Regions from separate parts of the Homo sapiens genome. Here region 2 is linked to region 1. Evidence: chromatin contacts called from ENCODE Hi-C data. All regions are on one chromosome and are shown on one strand. The core of a region is the stretch at or near the end of the contact, and the rest is flanking DNA. Distances in the headings are between cores, read along the strand shown.

Region 1 (7,205 bases), core at 4,531-7,030:
ACTTACTACAGGAAACAGTAAAAATGAAACCTGTTTCTATAGCTTTCTTCCCTCAGGGACCCAGTGTCTCGCAAGTATGTTTCCATTTGAAGAAATCCTCAAATGAATCCCACATCTCAAGGTAGGTGTTTATTTACACTTTGCAGATCCAATTCCAAGGCTCCACATTTAGGGCAAGTTAATTTTAAAAGCTTCCTACTGGCATCCCTTCTAAATAAGGGATGTCTTTTTATTTTGAATAATATTTTTCTGTCGTAAGCTGCTCAGTTCCTATCCTCACACACATACTTACATTTTCTGATCAGAAAGTCTAACGAGATATGCACTGGCATTAAAGATACATCAATAATGTAAAATGTAACTTTTTGGTCCCCTATTGCACTTCACTATATCTCTTTCCTCTTTGGAAAGTTACAGAAATGGCCATTTAAAGAAATTAAGGTAAAATACATCTCATTCAAATAAATGTGCAAAATAAGAGAGAGTAAGTCAGAGTGTGCATGTGTGTCTTTACAGTTTTCTCAAAAGACACTGAACTAAGGACTCTGCACCCAGGAGAGAAAATATACATATGACTCTATGAACAACAGAAGAGTTTAAAGTTAACTTCTAAACATCATCGTGGCTTTTTTTTCTTGTTATTGTTGTGGCTGTTTTGTTATGCTGGCTGCCAGAATCATGGAATTGAAGCATGGAATCGGCACTTTGTTTTTCACATAGTAGATTTTTCCTTGAATTTCTGTGAGATCATCTATGGATTCCTCCTCAATAAATCATTCTGCAAATATCTGTGAAGCACCTATTGTGTGCAGAGCACTGTACTAAAGCCCTTCAGTAGCATTGGAGGAGTCTAATTGGAGGAGACAGAAAATGTAACTAAGGCATGAAAGCCTTTCTCATAGATTCTTAATAGGGGCACTTCATCCTATAAACATGTGCCCCAACCTCATCCTTTAGTCTCCTAGCTTTCTGAAGCTTATATCATAGAGTTACACAATATACCCAGTTTCCTCAGTAAATCTTAGCAAGGAAATCAAGGATTCTTCTTTTAACAAAATCAACGAAGTAGTTTTTTTTTTTTTTTAGAGCCATTGAAATAACTTGTTATCTAATTGTCAAATAGTTTTCTAATTCTACATTGTGATTGAAGAATGAGGGGAAAAAATGGACAGAGGAGAGGCAGATAGCTCTGACCTGGGAACTAACACAATAGATCTTGAGAAACTTCAAAGTAAAACAATTATCTCAGCAACAGGGATGATTTGGCATCCCTTTGTTAGCCGTTTATGACACATGTGTAATACTTTGACATCAATTTAGAAACTGGCATTTCTAGAGCCTTGCCATATTGCCAGGATATTTCCATCTCAATAATATATTGATTATATTATAGTAATGAGTTGGCCAATGACTCACAGAGTTATGAAGAGATTATACTAAATTTATCTGAGATAAGTCATGATGAAAACTTCAGAATTATTACATGCATGTTTCATATCCTTGTCATGTTAATACTCACCTATTTTGTGACTTGATATCAGCCCCTGCTTTTTAATGTGAATCAGAAGCTGTAATTATTTGATGTTTTATAGGACTTAACACATTTTTATGGGTGTTTGGCTTATAGTAAAAATCCTCTCTAGTTACAAAAAACTGCAAGAAAACCTAGAAAAGTGAAATTTTGATTTTTGGTTACTTTCTGGAAAATGTTTATGGGTAATCAATTTTTTAAACTACATGGGTAATTTTGTGAGTTATCTTTCAGTTATTAATATGTTGACTGATCACAGACCAGTGAGGGGTAGCTCTGTAAATGACTGTAAATCTACCAATTTTTTATTAAATCAGGAGGCAAAGGATAGCGTAGTTTGTCCCAAGATATCACTGTGTAGAGCTCTGAGTTCAGAATATACATACCTCCCACCCCAAATGCTTAAGATGTATTTCCATGATCGTGAGTCCCTTTTCTGCATGTTTAGATTCTTCTGCATGATCTCTTCAACTTCCCTAAATGGTTAGTATGCCACAGAGGTTGATTCCTTTTTATCTATGCTTTTTGTTTTTGCTGCCTTGTATTTATAAAACCTCCTCAACTGTGCTACACATGGAATATTTGCCAATTGAGAGAGTGTAGCAAATGGATGATGGCAGCTAACAGAGGTTACATGCCACACCTTCAGCACTCATAGAAAGTGGGCACATTGCATCTCTGGGCGATCACAAGCTGGTGCAATATCTTGTAAAATACTGTTTGCCAAGTCACGCCAGCTGGATAGATAATGGGAATCACCGTGTTATATAGTAGTTCCAGTTCCAGACTGATCTTGATGCTATGGTTGGTTAAATATTATTGATGAGCTAATTATGCTCCTAAAACAAACCAACAGTATTCTTTAAAAAGGACTCTCCAAAAATAAACAGAAATACAGACAACAGTCTTGTCGTAAAGGCTAATGTCTTTTTTTCTCTTTGCCAAATTTGTTTTATGTATTGTGCATATATATCAAAAGAACTGCTTTAGATCAGGTGTTTAATGTATTTTGAGGAAGATATTAAATTGCTGAGAATACTTCATTCATTACAAAATAAATATACATTGTGGATGAATTTAAAAGCTAGACTTTTAATAAGTTGGTGAGGTGACAAGTATGTTAACTAGCCTGATTAAATCTTTCTACAATATATACATCGACCAAGACATGATGTCATACTGCATAAATATACATAATTTTTATTTGTCAACTAAAATTTTTTAAAAAGCAGACTTTTATAAGTAAGCTATCGATAAGCTAAACACTGGAAAAGATGACATGTAGAATAATTAGAATTTGAATGTGAGGCTGTTTAAATAAACATAGACAGATCTGGACTCAGAAATCTATGTTCATATAGCACTACATGCTGTTTAGTTGATGACTTCATTGCACTATATACTTACCACTAACTCCAGTGGGTAGCTATTTTGCACTGTTAAGGTACTTGTTTCTTTGTTGTGGGGGGTTTGTTTTTTTACTTCTAAGTGACCAACACTCATTTAAAAAACCTCTCTCACTCTATTATTCTAACTCAAAGTTGCCAGCCACATTGTGTGCTGTAGTATTAACACAGCATCACTTTAGTATTTGACATAATGCTTTGTGGCAGCTAAAATTTAAAAAGGATCACATTTATTCTAATATCATTATAGTTATTGTGATGTACCCAAGCAGATCACTCTAGTTTTGCTAAAGCTGAGCTTGCTGTCCATCAGAATTACCTTCTTGCACATCTTTTTCTATATAATAAAAAACATAAATCTTGTAATATTAATTCTTGTTTTTTATTTAGATACTTCATTGATGTAAAAATGTTTAAATATCTTTTGGTCCTTGGAAGAGTGGGCATCAATGCTTCTGTAACCATTAGTAGGTTACGATCGAGAATTTAAGTTAACTTTTCTATTAAATCCTACTTACCCATGTTCTAAGGATAATCATTTTTAATCATAGAAGTCCTCAGCAATTAGAAGAGAATAAAGAATTTTATTGTCACTAGGGAAATAGAGGCTAACATCTTGACGTATATTAAGTTTCATTTCTTTGGGAGTTTGTTTGGCAGATTATGACTTGTGAACTCTTTGTCATCTCTTTGGAAGAAAGCCACAAGAGCAACTGAAGACGTAGAATTTGTAAAAAGAAATTGTTTTATTCAGCTTTGCTGTGACTGAAAGTTTGATTATAGACTGTGCCATTTCATCTTATCTTTAATCTACAGATTTTTAAATGGTTTCCTTTCTAATCCACAAATATAAAAATTAGAGGTTTATTCAGACAATATGTATGAAGTCAAATACGTATTTCTTATTTATATGTAAGATGTAAAGGATAGAAATGCATTCTTATTTATTGGTTTCTGGAAGCTGAAGTAAGCCTGGGCAACATAGGAAGACCCTGTCTCAACAAATACAAAATGCAAATATTAGCTGGGCATGGTGGCATGCGCCTGTAGTCCCAGCTACTCAGGAGGATGAGCCAGGAGGATCACTTGAGCCTGAGAGGTTGAAGGCTGCAGTGAGTTGTAATTGGGCCACTGCACACCAGCCTGGGCGACTGAGTGAGACCCTTTCTTAAACAAAACAAAACGCTGAAGTAGTGTTTGTTTAGTTGTTATTAGTTATGTAGATTTTTAAGAAATGCACTCCATATTTTGGGGGGCCAACTTTTTTTCAGTTGAGAAAATATAAATGAGTAAAAGGAGTTATCAAATTAATACTTACAGCAGGATGAATATCTTTCCTTTATATAATAAGAATTTATAGTGTATATATATATATATATATATTCCTTTTTTTCTTAATTATGCTAAGAAATTCTTCCTGAAATCTATACTAAATGTCTTTTTTCTTTTTTTTCTTTTGAGATGGAGTCTCACTCTGTCACCCAGGCTGGAGTGCAGTGGCACGATCTCTGCTCACTGCAAGCTCCGCCTCCCGGGTTCACGCCATTCTCCCACCTCAGCCTCCCGAGTAGCTGGGACTACAGGCGCCCGCCACCACGCCCGGCTAATTTTTTGTATTTTTTAGTAGAGACGGGGTTTCACCGTGTTAGCCAGGATGGTCTCAATCTCCTGACCTCGTGATCTGCCCGCCTCAGCCTCCCAAAGTGCTGGGATTACAGGCGTGAGCCACTGCGCCTGGCCTACTACATCTCTTATAAGTTTTACCTATTTAAAACTTTGCTTTAACTGGACAGAGAGGGGGAAAATGTGTTTTATTACCATGTAATATACTTTCATGATTTCTTATGAAGAGATGGAATTCAATTCAAATCAGGCTTTCATTCCTATCTCAACTCCTAAAGCCTTTATCCAGCTCACCACTCACTGTCCTGCATGTGGCAAATTGAATATTTTATCTTATTTGAGCTTCTACCAGGGTCCAACAAAGTTGACCACTGTCTCCTTCTTCAAATAGTTTCTTCTCTTAGTTTGGGTGATCACAGTCTCCTGGTTTTCTTCTTGGTATCCTTTACTGGTTCTTCTTCAGTTTGAACTTTATGTTATAGGGGCTCCCAGGGCTTGACCCTTCTTTTTTAATCTACATGCTCTCCCTAGGTGCTTTCCTTTAGCCCCATGGTGTCTTTAAATACTATTTGTTTGGGTCCCAATGTGAGACAGTCTTTGTCATTCATGGGTTGGAAGATGACTTTTCTGCTAATGTGAACCACTATAGACACCCAGTCATTCTCCATTCTATTATACCAATTTAAGTATCCAGGTAGCTCATATCCCTATCAGATATTTTTCTTGTTTGTTACTTGTGGAGGGTTTTTTGGGGGGGGGGGTTGGAGGTAGGGGTGTTCTCTTTCCTTGAACTCTGTGAGACATTGAATAAAACAGGTGTTGAGTGAATGAATGTTTGCTTGTTTATTTACTTATTCAAAGACGTACACACATATCTATATTCCAGGCTCTGCGCTAGGGATGCAGAGATGATGAAGATGCAGTTCCTGCCCTCAAGGTTTCAGAGTCTTGTGAGGGAGGAAGGCATACAAATAAACAGTTACAGCACAGTGTGAAGAACGCAGCAGTGGAACCCTGTCCAAAGTACAGAAGCTGCCTAGAACAGGATATGATTAATCCCAAGGGGAATGTAGAGTTGGATGAAGCCCAGTAGAGGAATGAATTATTTGGGTTTTAAAAGACGAATAAGATTTTTCAAGTAAACAATGGGAAAGGATTAGGGACTTCCAGACTGAGATACTAGCATATGCCAAGGCACAGTGGTATGCAGTACTTGAGGAATAACTGCAAACATTTGTTCTTACAGAAACATGGGATGTTAAGTGGGAATGGAGGGAATGGAGCTGGAAATGCAGGCCTTGGACAGAAGGGGTTTAATTTTTCCCACTAGGAAGCTTAGACTTCCTCCTGTGGGTAAACTAATGAATGTTGACAGATTTCAAGCAGGTCAAAGATATGTTTACATTTTTATTTTAGAAAAGTTTTTTTTTTTTTTTTGTGGGGATAGTATGGAAAAGGGATTCAGAAGAAAGGAAACCAGTTAGGCCAGTTAGGAGAGAACAGGTGAAGCAATAGATGAAGACCTAAATGATACAAACATGTTGGGGATAAAGAAAGAATGTAGAATGGCGAAAGAAGTCAGAGATGAAATCAGTTGTATTGGTGAGTCTGTGTGAATGCAGAGTGGTTCAGAGTGGGATGAATGAGAGGGACTGATAACAGGCCTTCTATTTCTGGAAACTATGCCTCTGGGGTGACACTAACCAAAAATAGAGAATACAGAAAGGAAAACAGGCTCAGATGGGAATAGCATTCATTTGATAAATACGGTATACATTGATTATATTTTGTACATTTTTATACATATATATATATACACATACACACACATAAATATATAGCCATTGTGCATGAGTCTCAATTTTTTTTTTTTTAGTGAATTTGGTTTTAGACTTCTCAAGTCAGAAAATTTACAGGAAATCTTCTGGGGTATATCCAAATTTATGTTCAAACCCCAAAGTCAAATTCTGATTTTGCCACTAGCTGTGTGATTATGGTACTTCTTTGAGGCTTTGTGTCCTCATTTCTGTCATCCTGATACCAGAGTTGGATTAGAAAATTACCTTGATATTTTTATCCACAAGACATGGTTCTTGGGTTCCACTGGGTCATTAACCATGTACTCAAAGAATAACAGAATTCTAGGTCTTAAAAGGAGATCATTTAAACTAATTCTCTACCTTCCTTGCCCTCAGTGTCAGTTGAGAAAATAGAGGTCCAGAGAGTTTGGTTTGTTGAAAGTAATGCAGTAAATTAATATTGGAATAAGCATTGGAGCCTAGAACTCCTAGCTTCTAATATATCATCTTGACCTACCCCTCAATGTAATGGTCCGTATTATTCCCAATTCTGACTCTCCTATGGTTCTAAAAACCCATATAACTTTGGACAGTTGGAGGAGACAGCTTCTGCTTTGTTGATTTGCCCTGTCAATGTATAATCCTTTGGGGGAATAAAGGAATGCTTGAGGAAGGCGAAGAAGCAAGGCTAATAATGCCCTCTGTCTCTGGTCCTTTAGGGGATTGTTAGTGAAGCTGTTGGTGACACCCCTAGTGACTTGGGGTTTGCTTGAGAGAAACCCTCTTACTCCTGTCCTTTACTCCTTCCTGCATCCATATTCTTTCTACCAAACTCAGGTTTCAAAA
Region 2 (6,814 bases), core at 42-2,541, 52 kb before region 1:
ACAGTGTTGAAAGCTCTTTCATTCTGAATGGACCAGTTAGTAGCTCCATACAGACACCATCTAAGTGAACCTATTTAAATACCTTTCCAGATTCTTAACTAAGTGGTGCAAGTCTGTCTTGGAGGTGGCACTTATTTGTCCCTTAGGGGTTAAGTTTGGTTTGATATTCAGTTGAAGTGTCAGTAAATAAGATTTATGAGAAATTAATTAAAACTAAAATTGAAAATGGATGAGGTACAAGTTTACCCTAAAATGGCTTGAATATATTTGTCCCAAATGCATGAAAAGAATGTTTTCTAATGGACTCTTTTGATTAGAATAGAAACTAATCACAAATAAACCATTTAAAATTTGCTATCATGATACAATTGTTTTCATTCAGTGGTCGGCCATGCCTTCTTTTAGCCTTGTCTTTGTCCAGGGTTTAGTTTAGTCATGCATATGTCCTTGAAGAAATGTAGCATCTTTCACAAGATTTTGTACAAGTGAAATCAGATACCAATTTTTATTGCAGAACCAAGCCTACAAATGTTTCTCTTTAAAGACATTTTTAATAGAAACAGTAAGGTATAAATCATTTAAGCAATTACCTGGACATTGTGGAAACGGGGCTTGGCTTATTCTGTAGCCCCAGATGTTTCCAGATTCCAGTAATAACCCGGTCCAGATATTTACAGCTTAATTTTCTGTGCATGTGCATTTGTCCACAAATGGCTCCTATTTCCCATTTTCTGTTGGACAACTGGGCTACTTAGAGGTTTAAAAAAAATGATTTCAGCTTGGGTGATGACAAACATTAATGGTGATAATAAGTTGCTTCTAGAAACTTTGATCACTTAAAAACATATAGAGGCTAAATTTTAGAGGATTTTATACTAAAAAATAAATTGTTCAAATGGCATTTTGCTTTATGGATGAGACTGGGATGAATAACTTCCCCCATCCCTCAAAATTTTAGTCTTGATATGCTACGTGATCAAAGTGATTCTTCGTTTTTCTTTAAAAAATGCATATTCTGGCACTGGTTGGGTTATCATGCAGGCTGCTAGTTTTTCTTTGCATCACTACCCCACAGGTTTTCTTCTTCTTACTAGAAACTAAACAAATGGAAAATAATGATTGGTAACCATCTGCTGTGCAGAAATTTTACATATAGCAGTTAACTCTATTTTAGAAAACAAGACCAAATGAGTGCATTATACTGTTGCCAGTAAATAGCAACAAGCACTAGAGCGTTCCTTTGGACAACGCAGGCACACAGGGAGCCAACATTTTGTTATGGGAAGTCAGTTGGTTGGGCTGTGGGGCTGAGTGTGCCCAGACATTTACTTGTGTGTTTGTGTCTGTGTGCCTATGTCTGTGTATGTATTGCTTATGTGAAGAAAGTGATTGCTTCCTCTCTGCCTTCTCCTTGTGTCTCCCTTCTTACCGCCATAATTCCAGTCACGTAAATCAAAGTAATGTAGATGTAAATAAATCAATTCAATCACATCATCCTAAATCTTTTTATTCACTTAAGAAATAAACTTAAAATCCATAAAGTCAGACAGAATAAAGATTTGTAAAAGTATGTAGGCTTCAGATCGGAATCGTGGTTTTCTTCATTGTACATATTACAATGACTAGTGGCTAGCCAATGCATCTTTAGATTATTCTCTTGTCGTATCTTCTGCCTAAAAAACACCTTAACAGGAAATTAGATTGAGTATATGTACAAAAGATATTGACAGGCAATGATTATTCATATAGCTGCTGTTGAAGTATGGATGTTGTATTGAGGGTAGACCTATAATGAAATAGACAGAAGTAAGCTGTTACAAAGAATTTATTCAAATGGACCAGGTAAGGCCTGATTTTATAGTTATCCATATAATCTGTAATATGTCTCTCTCTCTCTCTCTCTCTCACTCTCTCTGTCTTATATATATATAATCTGTTTATTATATCAATATACTTAGGCACTCGAAACATACAATCTCTCTCTTGCTTTCTAACTTTCACTTATTTGATATGGGGATTTTGCCATACAGCAAGAAAAGTTGTTTAAAATGGGCAGTATATTGAGTTCAAAGGACCCATACAGTTCATAAATTCTCTGGTGTCTACTGGATTTTTCATCAGGGAGACTTCCAATAAAAATGATCTATTTTAGAAATAATATTGTTTAGTAGGTTGAAATGTGGTGTAATAAAATTAGACCTTCAGTCTTCTAAAGTTACTACTTAGATGGCACCCTTGGGATGGTAAAATGGCTGTATAAGCAGATGAATCAGACAGTTCCACTGATGGGTACATTTGTCAGTCTCTGTTACAGATATAATATATTCTTATATCTGTAATCCTGACACTGTTACATCCAAATGAAATCAACATGAGGTTGTCATCTTTAAGCAAATATGTTAAGTGTTGTCTTTTGTGCTTTGGATTTGAAAGAAAGGGGCCCAGGGGAGGCAGCATCATGCAAATGGAACAAATCCCATTTCTTCTGAGCTGTGCTGTTTTTCCCCTCCATGGCAGCTGGCTGTGTTATCTTTGTGTGTTTCTCTGAGTGCTGACAATTCTTTCAGTGATCTAAGTTAGGGCACATTAGAAAGTGGAAGCAGCTGTCTGTCGCTATACTGAGAGACGTGTTTGCTCTACTGCAAAGATGAAGGACCATGAATCCTTGACACACTCTCCCCCCTCCCCCCTGTACTTTCCAACATGATCAACATTCAGATGCACAGATTGTCTGCTTGGACAGTTTTTTGTTCTGACTGACAGCATCTGGCATAGACAAATTTAAAAATACATAGCATGCCATGCTTGGAATTGGAACATCCCTTTTTTATTAATCTTCTCATTTAAACCATTCATTTACATTTCAAGAAAGGTTACAGCTTGATATGGTTGAAACGTTGATTTTTAAATGAATAACCTTCTAATGAAATGTCTTGAATAAGTACCAAGCAGCCAGTGTTCATTAAAAATTACACCCGATTAACACGGCCTTGAAAGCCTGAGAGGAAAGGGATTTCTTATTGTTTTAATCCACAATGCAATCCAGTGTTTACCTTTCTGGCACAAAGCGAATAGAAATGATGCCTGTACTTGCAACACTTCTGATATTGAACACAACTATGATATCACCCTTAAGCCGACAAAAAACACTTGGTCTTGTTTAATCAGCTTTTTTTCCCTCTGAAAGCCCTCAGAGGTGTTAAATTTTTTTAAAAAAATTACCAAAATACACCTCTCTCAAATGTCCCACCCCTCCATCACCCCAAAATACTATGACTCTATGCCCACATCAGAAAAAGAAAAAGCTTATATGTTTTCAAGTGGAAGAGTAGTAGAAAACGCTTTTAGGTTAAATGCTTCCCCTGACCCTAGGATGGTGGATATACATTTATTTGTTTGCATTACTTTGGTAATAAAACATAACAGTGCAAAAATTGCTCTCTTTCTCTGCCCCACTCACCCCCACACACATTCACATTTCTTAACCATTCTCAATTCCGTAGTTAACCTTAGCAACATGCCTAGCATTCTTGTAAAAATAATATGAAAATTGGCCATATCAGTCAGTCTTTGGACTTTGAGTCCAGGGGCGGAGGTAGAAATAAGGGTAGGAGAATCCTCTTTTTATCATGCATTTTAGACTTTTCATATCACTGCAGACTTCAGCTGTTAACTACTCACTCCAAGGGTAGCTACATTATTACATAGTTCTAAGGGGTGTTTGGAGAAGGCAAGTGGTGCAAAATTGTAATAAAAAATATATTCAAGTGCTGGGTAGTAAATATGTAAAGCAATGTACTGGATAACTTGGAAAAACAGGCTTCAGAGGGAAGTTCAATTAACAGTTGTAAGCAGAAGAGGTGCTGTATTTCTTCAGCATGTGTAAGAGGTCACTTGCTTTAGGATAAATTTTGACGAATTCCAGAGAGAAATAAATGCTGAAATAAAAATGAAAACAGATTATAGTTTTATATCAAAGGCACTTTTAATTTTTGAATATGATAGGGGAAAATGACAAGATTTTATTCCATGGATTATATATGATTACTTTTTATATATTTTACTATGTTTAAATTATACACTTATTTTACTTTAAACTGTTATTCAAACAAAAGAAATCTTAGAAATGAACATTATCTTTGAATCTGGAACCAGTTTATCCACTCACCCTTCAACCCAGATGCTGGCTCTATAAATTTAAGGTAGACATAATTTGGTTGCTGTTTTTCTTTTCTTTTTTTCCTAAAAGCTAATGGTAGGGAATCCAACTGGAGTGGATCTATTTCCAGTGTTTTGATTGCTAGTAAATGTTTTATAATCAACATTTTAAATATAAATTACATCCTTTGTTATTTTCCATTTTGATTTTTTTTAACGACCAGTTTTTAAAGGTAGTGCCAATGTGCATATGTAAGCAAACTGGGAATGGGTTAAAGTACACAATTCCCTTGTGTAAAAAGCCAGGTTTAGCAGTAATGCTTTTAATCTGGACTTGTGGAAGATTCAGAAGCATCCATAGATCTGCTCCAGTAATTACCATACCCCAAGTGGCACTGGAAGAGACATTTGCCTAAAAACTTGATGTCTTCATTACGCTGTTTACATTTTAATTAGAAACATGAAAATTACTGATTCATACAGACAACTATAGTTTAAGTGGTTTCGTTCACCATCCAATAAATCATAAAAAAGCCCCACAGTTGGCATAAATAGTTTACTAGGAATCATTCATGGGAATAATGTGTTGGCACTATAAGCTGCTTAAAATATGTTTTTATTTTACCAGAGGTAGAATTTGCATATAAATTAGAGAATGGCATTTTAAGTTGACAGTCATTTATGCAGAATACCACCCACATGCAAATACATATATGGGCGTATGTGTATACTTTCTTTGAGTTTATAGGTTTTTGCAGTGTTGTGGATATAGATTCATACCCAGCCTTAGCCTATCAGTTTTTAAAATGAGTGTCCTCTTTTAAAGTCCTTTCAGAAATGCTGTGGGTGTTCTAATGCATATCCACAACCATATCTTTTATTTGTTGGGCAGTATCAACTTGTATAAAAGGAAAATGTTTATTTCTTGTATGTGTATGTCTGGAAAAGGAGTTGCTGTTTCATTTGCTCATTCATTCCCTCTTTCCTCTGTCTTCCATTCATTCTCCCCTAACTTTTGCATGTACCTGTCAATGCTGCTGCCCTGAAACCGCTCCCACTCAGAGCGGCTGGAGTGAAGCAGGGTGGCTGTCAGAGTCCATTCCTGAGTCAGCAGCATGTCCATTGCCTGAATCTTGCGACAGTCACTCATCTAGTTTTTCCTTCCCCAGGGGACAGGCGTCCTCCTCATCAGCAAGGAGGAATGACCCTTCTGGCTGGCATGCTCAAAATCCCGAATCTCCCCACATTGGTGTGTGAGTTCAAATCCCCCCTCCTGGAGGCAGGGCTGGGACTCTAGCTAATGACTCCAAGATACAGAGGGTCAGCGCACTGGTGAGCTCGAGTACTGAGGCATTGTGTGAGCCGAGTTGTACATTTTTCCCATAACTGCAGACTCCTCTCCTTCTCCTCTCCCCTCCCCAAATCCTTTATGGTAGATCAACATGATGCACAAATGAACCAGGCATAGCCACAGACAGTATAAGCTATTTTCCTTTTCTTTATCTTTATTAGAAAGTTACTGGTCATGGATGAAGGAGGGTGTGTTATTTTTTGTTTGTTTATTGTTGTTTGGTTGAAAGGAAGCACACAATGAATGGACATTCGCATTATGTGAGTGTTAAATTCACATTTTAGGCCCATCGGCTATAAATAAAAATGAATTTGAAAAATATTACATAGGAGAAAGAGTGTATGCATAAATGTTTAATTTGGAATGCTATAGTGGTCATTGTTTTAAACTTTTGAATGTGAATGTATTAGGTTGAAACTCATGCTAACTGCCTGACATGATTTCTGGGAATTAATGGGTATAAGATTAATTTTCAAGAAGCTGCTTTAGGTGAGATAAATTTTGAGCTTCACTTCTACATCTTTTGGTTTGCTTTTTGTAAGTTCTAGAGGATTGCCAAAGTTGGAAGATGCTAATCAGTTATTTTTAGTGGCTCACAATATTTTAGATTTTAATGGAAAGTAGCTAGGATCAGTTTCTTGGTAATCCAGGTAATTGGTCTAGGTAATCAGACCAGGAGTTTTAAAAACAGTAATTAGTACTTTGCATTTACGAGGCAGAATTCCTGAACAGGTTAGTTAGGGTAATAGTGGAATTCATGGACATATGCTCATTGGTTTGCTTTGCATTGCCTCTTTTTTGGGGGGAGGTGACGCAGGACACTTACTAGGTTTCTGTGCTTCCTAGATGTGATTAGACACAATAGTCAACATCTGTAAGGACAGAAACATGCTGCTTACTTGTACACATGGCAAAATTCTAATAGTTCTGTGCAGTCTGGTAAATCCTGTCTGCTTTATGCAGTGTGGCCCAAAACAGTTATGTGGTGAGGGAATGCTGGCTGCTGGCCAGCCATTGACTATGAAATCCTGGGTACCTGAGAGCTTATCAGTTCTTTTGCTTTGTAAAAGAAAAAAGTGATGAAAATGTTGGTAAACTGCCATGAAGGTTTAAGGCTCCTGGAACAAGGAGCCGTGTAATCAGATTGGAAAATGGAGCTTGAGATTCTCTGCATGGAGAGCAGCCGTCTGTGGACCCCGTGAGCCGCTGTGCAAGTGCCCGAGCTGACCACTTTGTTAGCAAATCAGCTTGTTTGCTGCAGCAGCAGGGTGGAAAAGACCAGAGCTTGTGATGGTATGTAACGGA

What was found. A loop is a pair of places that touch in the nucleus more often than their neighbours do. Pooled maps may share reads with other maps.
Region 2: a loop to region 1 is called in a map of posterior vena cava, with 2.9 times the contacts of the local background. The contact joins two enhancer-like sites. A Hi-C loop is called at or near these places in 8 of 168 maps with a recorded cell type or tissue (Caco-2, HepG2, aorta and 4 more) and 2 of 50 pooled maps.

The regions. Positions count from the first base shown.
Region 1 is chr2:163,666,131-163,673,335 of GRCh38, reverse strand. All of the region lies in intron 2 of FIGN (fidgetin, microtubule severing factor), which reads left to right. LOC107985957 (a long non-coding RNA gene) reads left to right here. Exons shown (of 2, transcript XR_001739759.2): 2 at 1-5,388. Among named protein-coding and RNA genes, the nearest start is that of FIGN, 66 kb to the left of the region's middle. RefSeq lists an enhancer at 5,363-5,657 and a silencer at 5,363-5,657. Within about 2 kb of position 5,780, at least 6 of the 41 ENCODE cell types and tissues checked have a DNase peak (open chromatin) inside an H3K27ac peak, as active enhancers do; they include heart right ventricle, where a contact is called at or near this core.
Region 2 is chr2:163,713,933-163,720,746 of GRCh38, reverse strand. The region is part of intron 2 of FIGN (fidgetin, microtubule severing factor); the gene reads left to right. LOC107985957 (a long non-coding RNA gene) reads left to right here. Exons shown (of 2, transcript XR_001739759.2): 1 at 1-6,814. Among named protein-coding and RNA genes, the nearest start is that of FIGN, 19 kb to the left of the region's middle. RefSeq lists an enhancer at 1,799-3,250. Within about 2 kb of position 1,291, at least 2 of the 41 ENCODE cell types and tissues checked have a DNase peak (open chromatin) inside an H3K27ac peak, as active enhancers do; they include heart right ventricle, where a contact is called at or near this core.